3 separate regions of the Homo sapiens genome follow, and all the other regions are linked to region 1. A link is a loop called in an ENCODE intact Hi-C map of the cell type or tissue named here. Cell type or tissue: chondrocyte. All regions are shown on one strand. Each heading gives the region's core, and the rest is flanking DNA. Links, peaks and the distances in the headings are about the cores only.

Evidence for each region. Peaks named below come from ENCODE experiments on the same cell type or tissue, not always from the same donor. Only the 100,000 strongest peaks of a DNase experiment are listed, where the experiment ranks them.
Region 2: it touches region 1 in a loop (3-fold over the local background); 18 of 110 quality-filtered maps call a loop at or near these places.
Region 3: a loop joins it to region 1, with 2.5 times the contacts of the local background. A loop is called at or near these places in 6 of 110 quality-filtered maps.

Annotation. Positions count from the first base shown.
Region 1 is chr17:34,978,456-34,983,864 of GRCh38, forward strand. LIG3 (DNA ligase 3) reads left to right here and starts at 2,057. Exons shown (of 20, transcript NM_013975.4): 1 at 2,057-2,167; 2 at 4,547-5,097. The coding sequence starts at 4,551. RefSeq lists a silencer at 2,082-2,511. In chondrocyte, for the core only: CTCF peaks have their summits at 2,782 (motif pointing left) and 2,991; DNase peaks (open chromatin) are centred at 2,026 and 2,396.
Region 2 is chr17:34,418,183-34,423,591 of GRCh38, forward strand. No RefSeq gene overlaps it. Among named protein-coding and RNA genes, the nearest start is that of CCL1, 58 kb to the left of the region's middle. In chondrocyte, for the core only: CTCF peaks have their summits at 2,285 (motif pointing right) and 2,516; no DNase peak of the experiment used is centred there.
Region 3 is chr17:35,565,842-35,571,250 of GRCh38, forward strand. It overlaps SNHG30 (small nucleolar RNA host gene 30), which reads left to right and starts at 2,273. Exons shown (of 2, transcript NR_135479.1): 1 at 2,273-2,660. It also overlaps the pseudogene RPL39P32. RefSeq lists enhancers at 1,627-2,309, 2,010-2,139. In chondrocyte, for the core only: no CTCF peak of the experiment used is centred there; a DNase peak (open chromatin) is centred at 2,210.

The DNA.
Region 1 (5,409 bases), core at 310-5,309:
TCAGCACTTTGGGAGGCCGAGGCAGGCGGATCACTTGAGGTCAAGAGTTTGAGACCAGCCTGGCCAACATCGTGAAACCCCGTCTCTACTAAAAATACAAAAATTAGCCAGGCGTGGTGGCGGGTGCCTGTAATTCCAGCTACTCAGGAGGCTGAGGGAGGAGAATTGCTTGAACCTAGGAGGCAGAGGTTGCAGTGAGCCAAAATCCTGCCACTGCACTCCAGCCTGGGCGACAAGAACAAAACTCTGTCGCAAAAAAAAAAAAAAAAAATTATTAGCCCATTGTGGTGGCAAGGGCCTGTAATCCCAGCTACTTGGGAGGCTGAGGCAGGAGAATCACTTGAACCTGGGAGGCAGAGGTTGCAGTGAGCCAAGATCGTGGCACTGCACTCCAGCCTGGGCGACACAGCGAGACTCTGTCTCAAAAATAACTAAATTAATTAATTTAATTTAATGACAATAAAAGGTATAGTATACTAAATATATAAACCAGCAACATCGTCCTTTATTATCATTATAAAGTTTTATATACTGTACATAATAGTGTGTGCTATGCTTTTATACAACTGGCAATGGAGTAGGTTCGTTTCCACCAGCATCTCCACAAACACATGAGTAATGTGCTGTCACTATATGATAGGGATTTTTCAGCTCCATTATAATCTTATGGGACCACCCTCATATATTTGGTCCATTGTTGGCCTAAATGTCATTATGTGGTACATATTATTAATGAGATATTTTACTTTTTTTAGTATGAATTTTTTGGTGTGTATTTTCTTCACTTATAGCACATCTCAATTCCATGCAACATTCAAGTGCTCAATAGTCACGTGTGGCTAGTGATTACAGCATTGGAAAAAGACAGATACGGTTGAGGAAACTTAAAAAAATGTAGCAAATGTAGTTGTAGAGACGTGCTCAAGATCACTCAATTATCATAGCTAGGACGTGAGTCTCCAGCGACCTTCCAATTGCCTGGTTGAACCAAAGCCCTGGTTCATTCTGCTGCGCATTAAAAGCAGGCTTTACTCCCCTCCAAACAGTAGAATCGCAGTTAAACTTAGTCAAACAAACTTAATGTATCCAATACAAAACTCATCTTTCTAACCCTAACACCTCCTCTTCCTCTCTATTTTCTATTTCAGTTGATGGTACCATTATGTTTCTGCTCACTCAAATTATTATTATTTTATCCATAAACGAGCACTTTATCTAGAAGATCATTTAAATTCTAAATGATCTTCAAAAACGCACTTTACTCTCCACCCTAACTAGCTGAATCATCTCCCACATGGGTCACTATGAGAGCCTTCTGATTTGTTCCCTTGCCTCAGTCTCTCCCCACCCAGCTTCAGCAGTATTCCCTAAGACTCTTCATGGCTCTCCGTCCTCTACAGAGTAAAGACGACACTCTTCATCACACAGCACAGAATTCTCTCGGGAACCTGTTCTTTGCTTACCTAACAAGGCCCAGTTGTTTGCTCTTCCTAGACTCTGAAGAGGTCACTTACCCTCAGGCTGCTACATTTGTAAAAATCGCCATCCCAACTCTCAAAGAGCTGGCTTCAGATTTGAGATAATACACTTTGAATGATATACAATCAAGGAGTTTCTCCTCCATCACTCCTTTACATTTTATATCTATCTGCTGTTTAGTGCCTCGTCTCAATTCCATGAAAGCTACTGAATACAAACTATTTACTAGGGAGTCTGCGGGACACAAACAGAGGGATTATATTTAAAAAATAGATTGACGCGATCTTTGCCTTCCCCGACCTCATTACAATATAGTTTCTCCACCAATATCTTTAAAAACAGATCCTCTCTAACAGTATGAGAAAATCAAGGGGAGCCTCGGAAGTTCAGGCCAGGCTGCGTTCCGAGGAGCCGCCACGTCCCCCCACCTCCGCTTCCCGGGCCGCGATTGCAGGTTGAAAACTACTCCCAAACATCACAGGGCAGGCAGAATGCAACTACGACCCACGTGGCAGACGGGGGCGGGGACCGGTCGCGTGGCCGCGGCCTTGGCTCTTGCGCCTGCGCGCTGCCTCCCGCTCTAGGACCCGGATTTAAAGAGACAGGCGCTCCAACCGTCGTGGGCTGCCCGCGGCCTGTAATGAGCAAGTTCCGAGGCCTACGGTGAGCGCCGGAGCCGGAGAGGCAGGTGAGGGGCTACGCGGCGCGGCACGGCGCGGCGGGGCCCGGCGTGGGGAAGGCAGCGGGCCCGGGGCGAGGAGCTCGGCGCGGCCGGGGAGCCAGCCCCCCGGCTCCTCCCCCGCCCGCCTGCGGAGCCCCGGGGCACACCCTCCGTGACGTGGCGGCCCTCCCGGGAGCCCAGGGGGAGGCTCGCGGCTCCCCGGGACCCCCACGGGGCCGCGTGAGGCGGGGAGGCCGGCGCCCGGGCTGTGTTCCCTGTGGAACCCACGGGGCCTTCTCGTACCCTGGCCCGGCGTGCGTCCTCCTGCGCTGAACCGGGAGCGCTCGGGTGGGACTCAGGGAGCCTTGATCACTTCCCGCCTGCGTCCCGGACCCGGTGGAGGAGCGCTCCTTTCTGCCTCGCCGGGGGTCGCGGCCTACGCCGCCGACCCCACTGTCCCCGCCACTCTCCGACAGCGGCGCGGGAAGCCCTTCGAGAAAAGCGGCGGCGGCCAGGCCTCAGCGATTTCCTTCTCGGGCCCCTGGGCTGCGGCAGTTGTGAGGGTGCGGAACGAGGGACAGACGGGTTTCCTCAAAGCTGCATTGTGCCTCCTCGTGGCCCAGCGCCTCCCGAGCCTCCCTCAAGTCCACTCCTTTCATTATTGGGGCCCTAGAGGTTGCTCTGTAAATTGATCTTCTAGGAAAAGTGTTGAAACTCACTTGTTCTGACCTCCTTTTATGGGTCTGCCGTACTTCCACTTACCTCACCTCTGTGGTTCTTAAACTTTGGGAGTTATATAGCCCTTTGTGAATATCACGAAAGTGATAGACCTCCTCCAAAAAACCGTGCATTTTTATCGAATGTACATTTTGTATACATTTTTAGAGAGCTCAGAACAGCCTCCCTCCCCCACAACCAGCGCATTCATGGATTCCTTGTAATTTTCCCAACTACCCTGTGAGGTAGGTATTATTTACCCTGCTTTAGAAATAAGAAAACAGATGCAGATAAATTAAGAGTTTTCTCCGAGGTAACAGTCAGTAAACTGTACAGTCAGACTTGCACTCCCATCCCTTATTCCAGGTCCACCAGCTTTCCTTCACATCATGTTGCACTACAGTAAGCAAAGCCTGCTTTTTATTATAACGTGACAGCAATTTTGCTTCACAGCGTGTGCAGACTGAACATAATTCCAGTATACTTAAAACTAGGACTATAAAATGCTTTAGAAAACATGAATATAAGAAGATGCTGATATAATCTTTTTCCATTTGGATTGATTTATGAGTTCCTGTGAGTCTTGCTGCCCAGTGACTTCAGCATTCTCTGATTCAAGTTGCTGAATGATAAACAGGTTAATTGCACATCGGAAGCCTCTTCTTGAAAGATAACGACGTCACCGATCATAATAGGAGCTGACGTTAATGAGAGCTCTTGCTGTGTGCCCAACTGTTTTAAGGGTTTTACTCTTAGAACAGCTCTTTAAGTTAGGCCCCATAATTAGCCACATTTTACAGATAAGGAAGCTCAGGAACAGAGGTAAGAAACCCATCAAGGTTATACAGCTGGTAAGTGGCTGAGTTAGGATTTGAACTCAGGCAGTCTGATTCCAGGCTCTGCTTAGTTGTCTCTCAATATAGGGATTCTAACTCAATTCCAAATCTATATAGTGGCTTGATTTCTGAGGATGGCATATGTGTTAAACTTCACAATAAAAACTTCATGAACATAATGTAATTTTTACTGGTGATTAAAACGAAACTTCAGGGCCAGGCACGGTGGCTCATGTCTGTAATCCCAGCACTTTGGGAGGCCGAGGCGGGCGAATCACCTGAGGTCGGGAGTTGGAGACTAGCCTGACCAACAAGAAGAAACCCCGTCTCCATTAAAAATACAAAAAAGTTAGCCGGGCGTGGTGGCGCATGCCTGTAATCCCAGCTACTAGGGAGGCTGAGGCAGGAGAATCGCTTGAACCCGAGAGGAGGAGGTTGCGGTGAGCCAAGATCGCGCCAATGTACTCCAGCCTGGGCAATTAAAGTGAAACTCCGCCTCAAAAAAAAAAAAAAAGAAAGTTCAGGATCTTGTAATACTTAAAGGTCATCATCCATTATGAGTATCATATGTTGCTGATGGCCTAAAAAGAGCTTTTATGTTATTTGGATTTTCTTCATTGTGATGTACTAGATGTACATGTGTGCATTAGATAATTGAACATCCTGCTGCGAGCTGGCTTTTCCTGTATCAGAACTCTTTCATGCTGTAGAGTAGACTATGAATGTAATACTTTGGAAAGTGTTTGATTAGTCATCATGGACTATATAAGACGCTGGCCTTTGGAAAATTGGAAGCCTATCTCCTTGTTTATATCTTTTTTTTTTTTTTTTGGCCTCCTACTCTTTCGTACAGCTATATGTCTTTGGCTTTCAAGATCTTCTTTCCACAAACCCTCCGTGCACTCAGCCGAAAAGAACTGTGCCTATTCCGAAAACATCACTGGCGTGATGTAAGACAATTCAGCCAGTGGTCAGAAACAGATCTGCTTCATGGACATCCCCTCTTCCTGAGAAGAAAGCCTGTTCTATCATTCCAGGGAAGCCATCTAAGATCACGTGCCACCTACCTTGTTTTCTTGCCAGGGTTGCATGTGGGACTCTGCAGTGGCCCCTGTGAGATGGCTGAGCAACGGTTCTGTGTGGACTATGCCAAGCGTGGCACAGCTGGCTGCAAAAAATGCAAGGAAAAGATTGTGAAGGGCGTATGCCGAATTGGCAAAGTGGTGCCCAATCCCTTCTCAGAGTCTGGGGGTGATATGAAAGAGTGGTACCACATTAAATGCATGTTTGAGAAACTAGAGCGGGCCCGGGCCACCACAAAAAAAATCGAGGACCTCACAGAGCTGGAAGGCTGGGAAGAGCTGGAAGATAATGAGAAGGAACAGATAACCCAGCACATTGCAGGTAAGGTAGAGAACACTGCTTTCTCATCTTACTGGTGCTGAGAGAAAAAGGGATAAGGAGTTCAACTGCTTTCTTTCTCTTTTTTTTAACTTTGCTCTTTTAGAGATGGGGTCTCACTCTGTTGCCTAGGCCAGTGTTTAATGTTGCATTCGTAGCTCACTGCAGCTTTGCACTGCTGGACTCAGGTCATCCTGACTCAGCCTCCCAAGTAGTTGGGATTACAGGCGCATGCCACCATGCCCAGCCTTTAACGTTTTATTTGGAAATAATTTTAAACTCACTGAAGTGTTGGAAGATTAAAAATAGTACAAA
Region 2 (5,409 bases), core at 183-5,182, 560 kb before region 1:
TTTCTTTCTACTTTGCTTTATTTTCTAAACTTTTGTAAGTGTTATTTTTACAATGGAATAAAATTCTGCGTAATGTTAGCTGTTGGCGATGTTGTACACAGACAGTGTAATGTACGTGGATGGATAGTTTTTGAAGTAAAGGAGGAATGAGGGTGTATGACTGCTCCTCTGCCAGGCATCCAATCGGGTTCCAGGTGTTTCACTGTAGCTGGATGACCTGTGGCAAATCCATTTGTCTCTCCAGACCTCAGCACTCTCCTCTGTCAATGAAAAGGCTTCAGAATAGATGTCCCAGAAACAGACCCAAATAATATCATAATGTCCAGGTTCTGCCCCCGCATACTCAGCCTTGTACTTGCCCAAGGAATTCACCTCTCTGAACTTCAGTCCCATTCATGGGGACCATCTCCCCACTTTGCCCTGCCTGTGGGTACACACTCTTTAAGCTGTAAATCACTATACATAGCTGGGAGTTTGTCTTGTTAGCCATGCTGCTCCCGCTCAGGCCTGCCTCAGCCCATCTGCTGTCATTTCTGCCCACTCGAGTTAAGCCATCTGCAAATAGCAAGAGAGTGTTCTCTCTGATGGCTCTTGGGGCTGCGCCCTTTCTGCTTTTTCTGTGGCAAAGCCTGTTTGCCCTCTCTCCAGAAACACGGCTGGGCAGACAGGAGCCCTGAACAGCTCCCTCAGACATGTACCAGGCTCTCTCATGCTTGGCTCTGCCATGGTTGACCCAGCCTTGTGGGGGGTCCCAGGCAGAGGGCTAACAGCTCCTTGGGAGTCCACAGCTGTATGGTCCAATACAGTCCATAGATTTCAGCAGTGGTCTTGATGACCCATGCCCCGAAGCACTGCCTTCTCTAAGTGGATAGACTTGTTCTCATTTCATTAAAGACCCAGGTCCTGGGAAGAGAAAGTGGCCCCTACTAGCTGATCACTGAGGCACTGAGTCATGACAATCTGGCTGCAGAATCCACTCCTCAAGGGGGTTCAGGATTAGAATGTGCAAGAACATAGGAGGTGAGAGCCTGAGAGGCCTTTGGAGACAATCTGGTCCACCTGCTCCTGGGACAGATGGAGAAACCAAAGCCAGAAAGAGCTGTGATGTGCCCTAGGTCACATAGCTGTCAGCAGCAGAGTTCAGACAGAAGCCCATCCTCCTGCCTGACCCCTACCCCTGGCTTGTGCACACAACCCAATCATTACCTCTGTCTGAGAGGGTAGGAGGAGGAAGGCCCAGCAGAGGCCCAGAGAGGCCAGATCATCTCTCCAGGCCTCCGTGCCTTGGAAGGGAGAGTTCTCGTGTCTCCTTATCCCTACCCATAGCCCTTGGCCCTATTGTCTCCAGTGCTTCCTGAAGACTGGGATTATGGGAGGCAAAGCACTGGGCGGGTTGCTCTAGACATCTGCCCCTGGGTCTTTATGGCAGCCTCTCCTCTGGCCTCTCTGAGGCAAGACTATTCTTCCTCATCCTGTTTGCCCGGAGCCTGCCGGGCACAAGGTGGCCATAGATTCTATCTTCCAAACTGGGACACATTGAAGCCCAGAGGGGACTCAATGAATAGTTATGCGGGAACACCTTGTGTAAACTGAGGCTGCCCCAGATACACCTGGACCTGTGCTTTTCCTGGCCAAGCCAGGTTCTTTTGTGACATGATTTGAGTAATGTTTCCATCATCTATTTTTTCATCCCTCTTCTTTCTACCTGGCTAATCTCTACTCGTCCTTCAAGACAAGTTGAAACCTCACAGTTTCTAAGAATTATAGCCTTCCTTACGGCCCAAAAACAAGTTTAATTCCTTTTGCCTCTGCATCCAAACGGCTTGGCTAATACCTTTATTATAGCACCTGACACCTTTTCTTGGATCACAGCTTCTCAACCCTGGCACTTATTGACATTTTGGGCCAGATAATTCCTTGTTGCAGGAAGATGTCCTGCGCATCACAGAATCTTTTGTAACATTCCTGGCCTCTACCCACCAGATGCCAGTAGCAACCCACCCTACCCCCATCTGATTGTAACAACTGAAAAAATGTCTCCAGATACTAACCAAATCATCCCCAGCTGAGAGCCACTGTCTAAATGTTGTGTTTGTGCGTCTTTTTTTACACTATGTGGTGATTTCTGAGAGAGTATTTTATCATCTTCTGTGCTTGTCAGTTCCCAGCACATAGTAGGTGCTTAGTAGAAACTGTCTGCTGAATGAATGAGTGACTTGAACAAGAAGAAACGCAGAAAGGTGGCTAGGGTGCCAGCTCGGTTGGATGCATTCTCAGTCATGACCACTAGAGGGCAGAAAAGGCCTGCCAAAAGCACACAACGGAGTCCAGGAAAGAGGAGATCCCAATGCCAGAGCCAGGGGTCCTTGCCTGGCTCTTGGGGCTGCGGTGACAGGGCCACAGTCTCTCCTGCTAGTTCCTTGTCATCTCCCCGATCTATAAATATTGCTGTTCCCAGGGCTCAGTGCTCAGACCTATTCTCTATTTCCTATCTATTCTCCTTGTGTGTTCTCATCTAGGATCATGATTTTAAAAATCATCTACATGCTGATAACTCCCAAATTTATATATCTAGCCCACACATCTCTTAAATGCCATACATGTATTTCAATCACCTACCTGAATCTCCATGTGAAGATCTAATTAATAGGCCTCTGAAGCTTAACACAGCCAAACTTGAACTCCTGGGATCCTTCCCTTCCCTCCTCCCCAAACTCACTCTATCCCAGTCCTTACCATCTCAGCAAATGGTGACTCCATCCTTCCAATGGTCCAGGCCTAAAACCTTGGCCTCACTTTTCCTCTCACTAACCTATATTCAGTCTGTCAGCAGATACTCCAGGCTCTACCTCTAACCCGCATGAGCATCTTATCTGCGCTAACACCTTGGTGCAGGCCACCATCATCTGTCACCTGGGCTATCTATGGCAGCAGCCTCCAAACTGATCCCCTGATTTCACCTCTTGCCCTTTGTCTATTCTCACGGCAGCTGAAGGAATCCTAAGCCATGAGGACTCTGGTCCTACCACTTCTCTAGTGAAGAGTCTGCTAATGGCTTCCATCTCTCTCAGACAATGACCAAAAATCTTACAAGGCCAACAGGGCCCACCATGCTCCACTCCCTCCATCATCGCCTCTCTGACATCTCCAACAACCCCCAGCCCACACCCCAGCATGCTGGTTCCCTCTTCCTCCAGACACGCCAGGCACAAGCCCGCTTCATGTTTATTCCTGATGTTCCATGGACCTTCCCCAGCTTCCCCTCCCAGCCCTGTTTCTTGGCTTATTTTCTTCCATAGCAGTTATGGCAAACTGATCTACTAGATGTTGTAGTTTCTTATCTGTTGCCTTTCTATGTCCAATTGTGGTCTCACTAGGGAAAGGGATTTTTTTTTTTAGTCTAATTTGTCCACTGCTGTCTCTCCAGGGCACGGCACACAGTAAGTGATCAATAAGTAGTTATGGAGTGATGAATGAGTGAATGAAGAGAGTGAGTTCCGACAAATCCTGAGTTTACTAGGGAGAAATCCAGTCTCAGCCCAGTTGGCTTTCCTAAGAAGATCTTCCAAGAAAGAGTTGACTTTGTCCAAAACAGAACAGAGAATTTCCCTGGAGTTTGAGAAAAGTGGAGGGAGGGAGACTGACAGTTATTGGACACCTATTAGGGTTAAGAGGATGGACTCTGGAGCCCAACACATTGGGCTTAAATCCCAGTTTCACCGCTTACTTCCTGTGGGACTGCAGTTAAGTCCGTTAATATCTTCATGCCTCAGTTTCACAACTGGAAATTGAGGATAGTAACAATACTAGCCTGGTAGGGCTGTTATGAGGATTAAGTGAGTTGATATATGCAAAGCACCCAGAATAATGATTGACACTTAGTAAGAGCTCTCTAAGGATCAGTTACCACTGTTGTGTGCTTTACATATCCCATTTGATGCTTATAATAATGCTGTTGGGTAAATAATGTTACTAGCCCATTTTGCAGGTGAGAATGTTGACACTCAAAGGCAAACAGTTGCTTATCCGAGACCTCACAGCTAGTGAGAGGTGACCGCAGTGCAGCTCTTTCTGACTTCATTCCCATCAAAAAGGGTGTGGGTGTCCCCTGAGCTTCTCCTTCCTCTCATCCCTCACTCTGTTTTCTGCTGCTGCCACCACCATCAAGGTGGCCTGTGCTTAACAGCCCCTGCTTTTTAACTCCTGCCCAAGGGAGAACACAAACTCTTTCCGACTCTACTAGCACCAGCAAAGCAGGCTGCATCTTAAAGAGAACTGTGATAAACATCAAAGCAGCCAGATTCCTCAGGTGGGGGATTCTGATCCTAAGCTGATGCCCCCCTCATCCCTCTGTCCCCAGGAAGAAGAGACCACCAGCCCACAGGCAGACAGCACCTGTCCCTGCTGCACTTGGTACCCATCCCCTTCCCAGGCACTCCCCGGCCAACTGAGATTCAGTGGGTCCAAGAGGGAGCTGGAATCAGTATTTTAGCAGGCTCCCAAGGCAATTTTTGTCTTGGGGAAGTTTGAAAAAGACTGGCATAGACCTTAAGGGCATGGACTCTGGAATGAAACTGCCTAGAGTTCAAACTCTAGCTCCATCCTTTCCTGTGTGACCATGGACAGGTTTCTCGACCTCTCTGAATTTCTATTTTCTTCTATGTGAGATGTGGGTAATAAAACTGTCTAGCTTATAGAGTTGAGAGAGGATTAAATGAAATCATGCATGTAAAGTGCTTAACACAATAGCCAGCACTCAACAAACATTATTATGATCAATATTGTTGTTTTTAGTATTATCCAAAGTGAAGCAGCCTAGATTTTCAGATTCCCTTGGACCCAAAGTTCAGTGCAGGTGCCTTCACACCTTTGGAGGGGGGGGAGCTGACACACACCGTCACTCTGGTCATGTCTCCCTGGACCTCACAGACCCCACATAACCAGAACTGCACATGCAGTAGGGTGAGGGGCCAGCTCTGACACTCCAGCCCCTGCACTGAGGTGGGAAGTTACACAGTAGGGTGAGGCCAGCACTGGGCCCAGAGCCTGGCACAAAGCCCAGGTGCCTGGGAGGGCCTGAATAGCACCTCTTTGCCTTAGGGAGCCGGGGCTAGATGCTGCTGACTGGCTCCAAATGCAGCCTCTTTACCTGGAGTCACACAGCCCTTCAGAAAATCAGAGGTGCTCCCCTTCCTGTGTCCATGTGTTCTCATTGTTCAATTCCCACCTATGAGTGAGAACATGCGGTGTTTGGTTTTTTGTCCTTGCGATAGTTTGCTGAGAATGATGGTTTCCAGCTTCATCCATGTCCCTACAAAGGACATGAACTCATCATTTTTTACGGCTGCATAGTATTCCATGGTGTATATGTGCCACATTTTCTTAATCCAGTCTATCATTGTTGGACAT
Region 3 (5,409 bases), core at 106-5,105, 590 kb after region 1:
TCCCTGCTGGGCTCGGTGGCTCACGACTGTAATCCCAGCACTTTCGGAGGCCAAGGTGGGTGGGTGGATCACTTGAGGTCAAGAGTTCGAGACCAGCCTGGCCAACATGGCGAAACCCCATCTCTACTAAAAATAAAAGAATCAGCCGGGTGTGGTAGTGCATGCCTGTAATCCCACCTATTTGGGAGGCTGAGCCAGGAGAATTGCTTGAGCCCAGGAGGCAGGGGTTGCAGTGAGCTGAGATCATTCACAATCTAAAGAGGGAAAACATGTACTAAACAACTCATAACAATACAACATACACAATAACATCAACTGAGCACTCTATGTATTAGGCATTGTTGTCATTGATCTTGTAACAGTTCTATTAGGTAGATGCTATTATTAGCCTCCTTTTTACAAATAGTGATACTGAAGAACAAAGAATTCAAGTTACTTGCCAAAATAGTCCACATACATGACCACTACGCTCTAGTACCACTCTAAAGAGTTTGCAATGTATGAGCAGTGTTCTCTAGGTGTTCTGAGGAGTGACAATAACTATGAGTGAGCATCAGAAAAGATTTCCTAGATGAGATGATTTGTGAGCTGGAACCTGTAAGTAAGAAAGCAACAGGTTTCCCCCTCTCTTCCTTTCTCCGCCATCGTGGTATGTGCTTGACTCTGCTTCTTGCCATGTCTTCTCACAAGACGTTTAGGATTAAGCAATTCCTGGCCAAGAAACAAAAGCAAAATCGTCCCATTCCCCAGTGGATTCAGATAAAAATTGGTAATAAAATCAGGTACAACTCCAAAAGGAGACATTGGAGAAGAACCAAGCTGGGTCTATAAGGAATTGCACATGAGATGGCACACGTATTTATGATGTCTGAAGGTCACAATCACATTATCATATCAACCTGAAAATGTCACCACTATCTGGAGAGTTGGACATGTTTTATTGGGGACATATTTTTTCTCTCTGAATCTGTTATGAACGCTTTGGTTGGCTGAGTTCAGTAATAAATATGTGAGACCTTTCATTTCAAAAAAAAAAAAGAAAGCAAGCAAGCAACAGGTTGAGAGAAAGGGAGATGGATGGGAGAAAGATAAACCAGGTAGAGGAAATAGCACGCGCAAAGGCACATTGTCTTCACTGTCTAATCTCTCCAATCCTTAACGAACGAAAGAGGCCTTGAGTGGGTCTGGTACAGAAGACTCTCCATTTTACTTCTTCATGTCCTTTTACCCATTCCTGTCTAACATTCATCACAATCCTCATTCGCCTTTCATATGCCACTCCTCTATTTCCACTGCCAATCTAATTTAAGCTCCTATTAGCTCTCACCTGGACCATTGCAATAGCTTTCCCTCCTTTCGCTCTCTGCCCCCCACCAATCTAAACACAGTTGAGGCCGGGCACGGTGGCTCACGCCTGTAATCCCAGCACTGTGGGAGGCCGAGGCGGTAGGATCACCTGAGGTCAGGAGTTCAAGACCAGCCTGGCCAACACGTTGAAACCCCGTCTCTACAAAAGTACAAAAATTAGCCCGGCATGATGATGGGTGTCTGTAATACAGCTACTCGGGAGGCTGAGGCACGAGAACCGCTTGAACCTGGGAGGCGGAGGTTGCAGTGAGCCGAGATCGCGCCACTACACTGCAGCCTGGGCGACAGAGCGAAACTCCATCTCAGGAAAATAAATAAATAAATAAATAAATAAATAAATAAATAAATAAAATCAGCCGGGCGTGGTGACGCCTGCCTGTAATCCAAGCTGCTCAGAAGGCCGAAGCAGGAGAATAGCCTGAGCCTGGGAGGCGGAAGTGGCAGTGAGCCGAGATCGCGCCACTGCACTCCAGCCTGGGCGACTTGAGTGAGACCCTGTCACAAAAAAAAAAAAAAAAAAAACCCAAAACCATTTCTTCCCGCAATCCCAGGGCACACACACTATAATCCTGCCTCAAATGCTCATTCCCAGTTATGAAACAGGGTACAGGCAAAACCACTCTGCCTAACAGTCACCCCGACGGCCGACGGCGAGGAATTGTGGAGGGGGCGGGGGAGAATTGCTCAGAACTTGGAAAGCGACTGGTCTCTCAGGATAGAGACCGCGACGCAAAGAAGTGACGGAAAAGATGCGTCCGCCATCCCTTTTGCTCCACCCCTGACGTTGGCCTCGGCCTTCGATTGGCTGCTCCTCCCACCAGCCCCGCCTCAGGGGCGCCCACGTGACCCGATGGCCGCCGTGGGATTGGTTGTTCGGCGAGAGCCGCGCTAGGCTGTAAGACCTGAGCCGGGCGGAGAAGCAAAGGAGAGGGAAGCTGGAAGCACCTTTGGCCCGGGACAGAAATCTGGAGAGCTTGGCTACCTCCATCCTCCTCAGGCCGGAGCAGGCTTCCTGAGAGAGTCCAGGTCGTAGGAGTTTTACGACTTAGAAAAGCGGGCTGCAGATTCCTTCCTGGGTGTTTGGTTCAAGCCTTGGCTCCAGCCTCACTCTCAGTCTTCCCGGGAGTTCGTGGGATTTGGACCTTAGATTATTAGTATTATTTTGAGGGCCTCCTGTGTGTAAGCACTGGTTGTGCGCAGATGGCTGTGCAGAGGGCCATGAGGTAGAGGCTGGGGAAATGAGGGCTTGGAGGTGCTTGAGGTATGGTCTTTACCTACGTGAAATGTTGGAGGTAAGTCGGATTTATAACTTGTGTTGATGCTTTTATAATCTAGGAGCTTAGGGTTTAGTAGGAAGAGTCGCTCATTCAATGAATTAAACGCTCATTCCTATGTACTAGGCACCATTCCGAGTGCAGTGGCTACAAAGACTAGTAGAACATAGTCCTGGTTCTTTAGGAACTCTGTGATTGGGCAAGTGGGAGAGAGGGCGGAAAACGTGAACTGGTGAGTAGTTGGCGTGTGATGCGTGCCGTAGTGGAAGAAAGTGCTGTGAGAGTTAGAAGAGGGGGATGATTGAAGGAATTAAGGACATTTAACAGAAAGTGATATTTGAGTAAAGTTTATTTTTGTTTTGTTTTTTTTTTTTTTTTGAGACGGGAGTCTCGCTCTGCCTCCCAGGTTGGAGTCCAGTGGCGCTATCTCGGCTCACTGCAACCGCCGCCTCCCGGGTTCAAGCAGTTCTCAGCCTCAGCCTCCCAAGTAGCTGGGATTACAGGCGCACACCACCACGCCCGGCTAATTTTTGCGTTTTTAGTAGAGATGGGGTTTCACCATGTTGGCCAGGCTGGTCTTGAACTCCTGACCTCGTGATCCACCCGCCTCGGCCTCCCAAAGTGCTGGGATTACAGGCCAAAGCCACCGCTCCCGGCCTTGAGTAAAGTTTAAAAAGTATACTTAGGGTGGGTATTTATCCCTCCATGAAAGCGCCTTTTACTCAGCCAGCACAGAGCCATCCCTTTGCCCTTCCAGATGCCTGACTGGGACCTTGCTTATGGATGTGTGAGCTTTTAATCTCTGGCTGTAATCTTACCCACTTCAACCTAAACTTGGAATGATTACTCTTGACCCTTTTTTTGAGTGATAAGGCAAATCTCCCCACACCTGGGCATTTTAAAGTTATATACTGTATGTTTAAATATCCCCCTTAAAAAGCCTGAGCTATATAACAATCTAGATGTGTCTATCTTACTCTTTTCCCACAAACTAAGAATCCAAATAATGTTAAAAATCTTTAAAAAAAAAAAAAAAAGTATACTCAGGTTTTCTCCCCATCGAAAGGGGTGGAGAAAGCACTCCAGGAACTAGGAAAATGTACCTGCCGCATGTGGCTGGAGCACATGGGAGGTTTGCCCAGCTGATGATGAAGCAGATAGGGAGTTCAACTTGTAAAGATCTTGAATTACATGGTAGTCTGGCTGTCTGGATCTTAAAATACAAAGTGAAATAGGTACCACAAAACAGGTATTAAGGTGCTTTCATAATTCAGAAGGAGGACAGATACTTCCTGTTGGATTGATGAAAAAAGGCTTCATGCAAAAGATGGCATTTTGAAGGGTTGCAAACTGCAGGGATAGGATTTTGAAGTACAGGAAGGATTTCTACACAGGGGGAAAGACTTTCTAGATGGAGGGCATAAGGTCAAATAGAGCCAATATGAGGACTAAGGAATAATCTGGGTTGATTAGACTGTAAGATATGTTTGGGGGCCCGGCACGGTGGCTCACACCTATAATCCCAGCACCTGGGAGGCCAAGGCAGGTGGATCACTTGAGGTCAGGAGTTTAAGACCAGTCTGGCCAACATGGCGAAACCCTGTCTCTACTAAAAATACAAAAATTAGTTGGGCATGGTGGCTCATGCCTGTAATCCCACCTACTTGGGAAGCTGAGGCAGGAGAATCGCTTGAACCCAGGAGGCTGAGTTTGCAGTGAGCTGAGATTGCACCACTGCACTGCAGCCTGGGCGACAGAGCGAGACTCTATCTCAAACAAACAAACAAACAAAAGACATGTTTGGGTTATTTATGGTGTATTTAAGGATAAATATTGGTCTGTTTTGAAACATCTTGATTGCTAAACAAAGTCGTTAGGACTTTATTTCCTAGACTATGGGGAGCAACTGAATGCTTGTGAGTAATCACACCTCCATATATAAGGGTTAGTATGTGTGTAAGATTCAAAGTACATTGGATGGGAGAGAAACTGGAGGCAGGAGGCCCATTGAGATAGCAGTATTGTCTGCCAGAAGGAACGTGGGTTTTAGAGCCAAGCACTCATTGGTTCAGAGCTTGGCTTTGCTCACAAGTTTCATTATTTTTGGCAGATTTATTTAAGTTATTAAGCTCTGATCTCTGTCTCAAAAGAGGGAAAGTAACTGATGAAGTGCCTGTTACACAATGGTTATGCTTGAATGCTTAAACAGAGGCTGAGGCCTCTGTTTTCTTTTTCTTTCTTTCTTTCTCTTTCTTTCTTTCTTTCTTTCTTTCTTTCTTTCTTTCTCTTTCTTTTTTTCCTTCTTTCCTTCTTTCCTTCTTTCCTTCCTTCCTTCTTTCCTTCCTTCCTTCTTTCCTTCTTTCTTTCTTTCTTTTTCTTTCTTTCTTTCTTTTTTTTTTTTTTTTTTGAGACAGGATCTCACTCTTGTCGCCCAGGCTGGAGTGCAGTGGTGCAATCTCAGCTCACTGCAACCTCCGCCTCCCAGGTTCAAGCTGTTGTCCTGCCTCAGCCTCTTGAGTAGCTGGCATTACAGGCGCCTGCCATCATGCCCGGCTAATTTTTGTACTTTTAATAGAGACGGGGTTTCGCCACGTTGGCCAGGCTGGTCTGGAACTCCTGGCCTCAGGGGACCTGCCTGCCTCGGCCTCCCAAAGTGCTGGGATTAGAGGTGCGAACCACTGCGCCTGACCTAGTTTTCCTCTTTATGGAGCTTAGTTGCTGAATAGTGAACACAGACCAATAGCTGTCAGTTTTAACTAGGGAATAT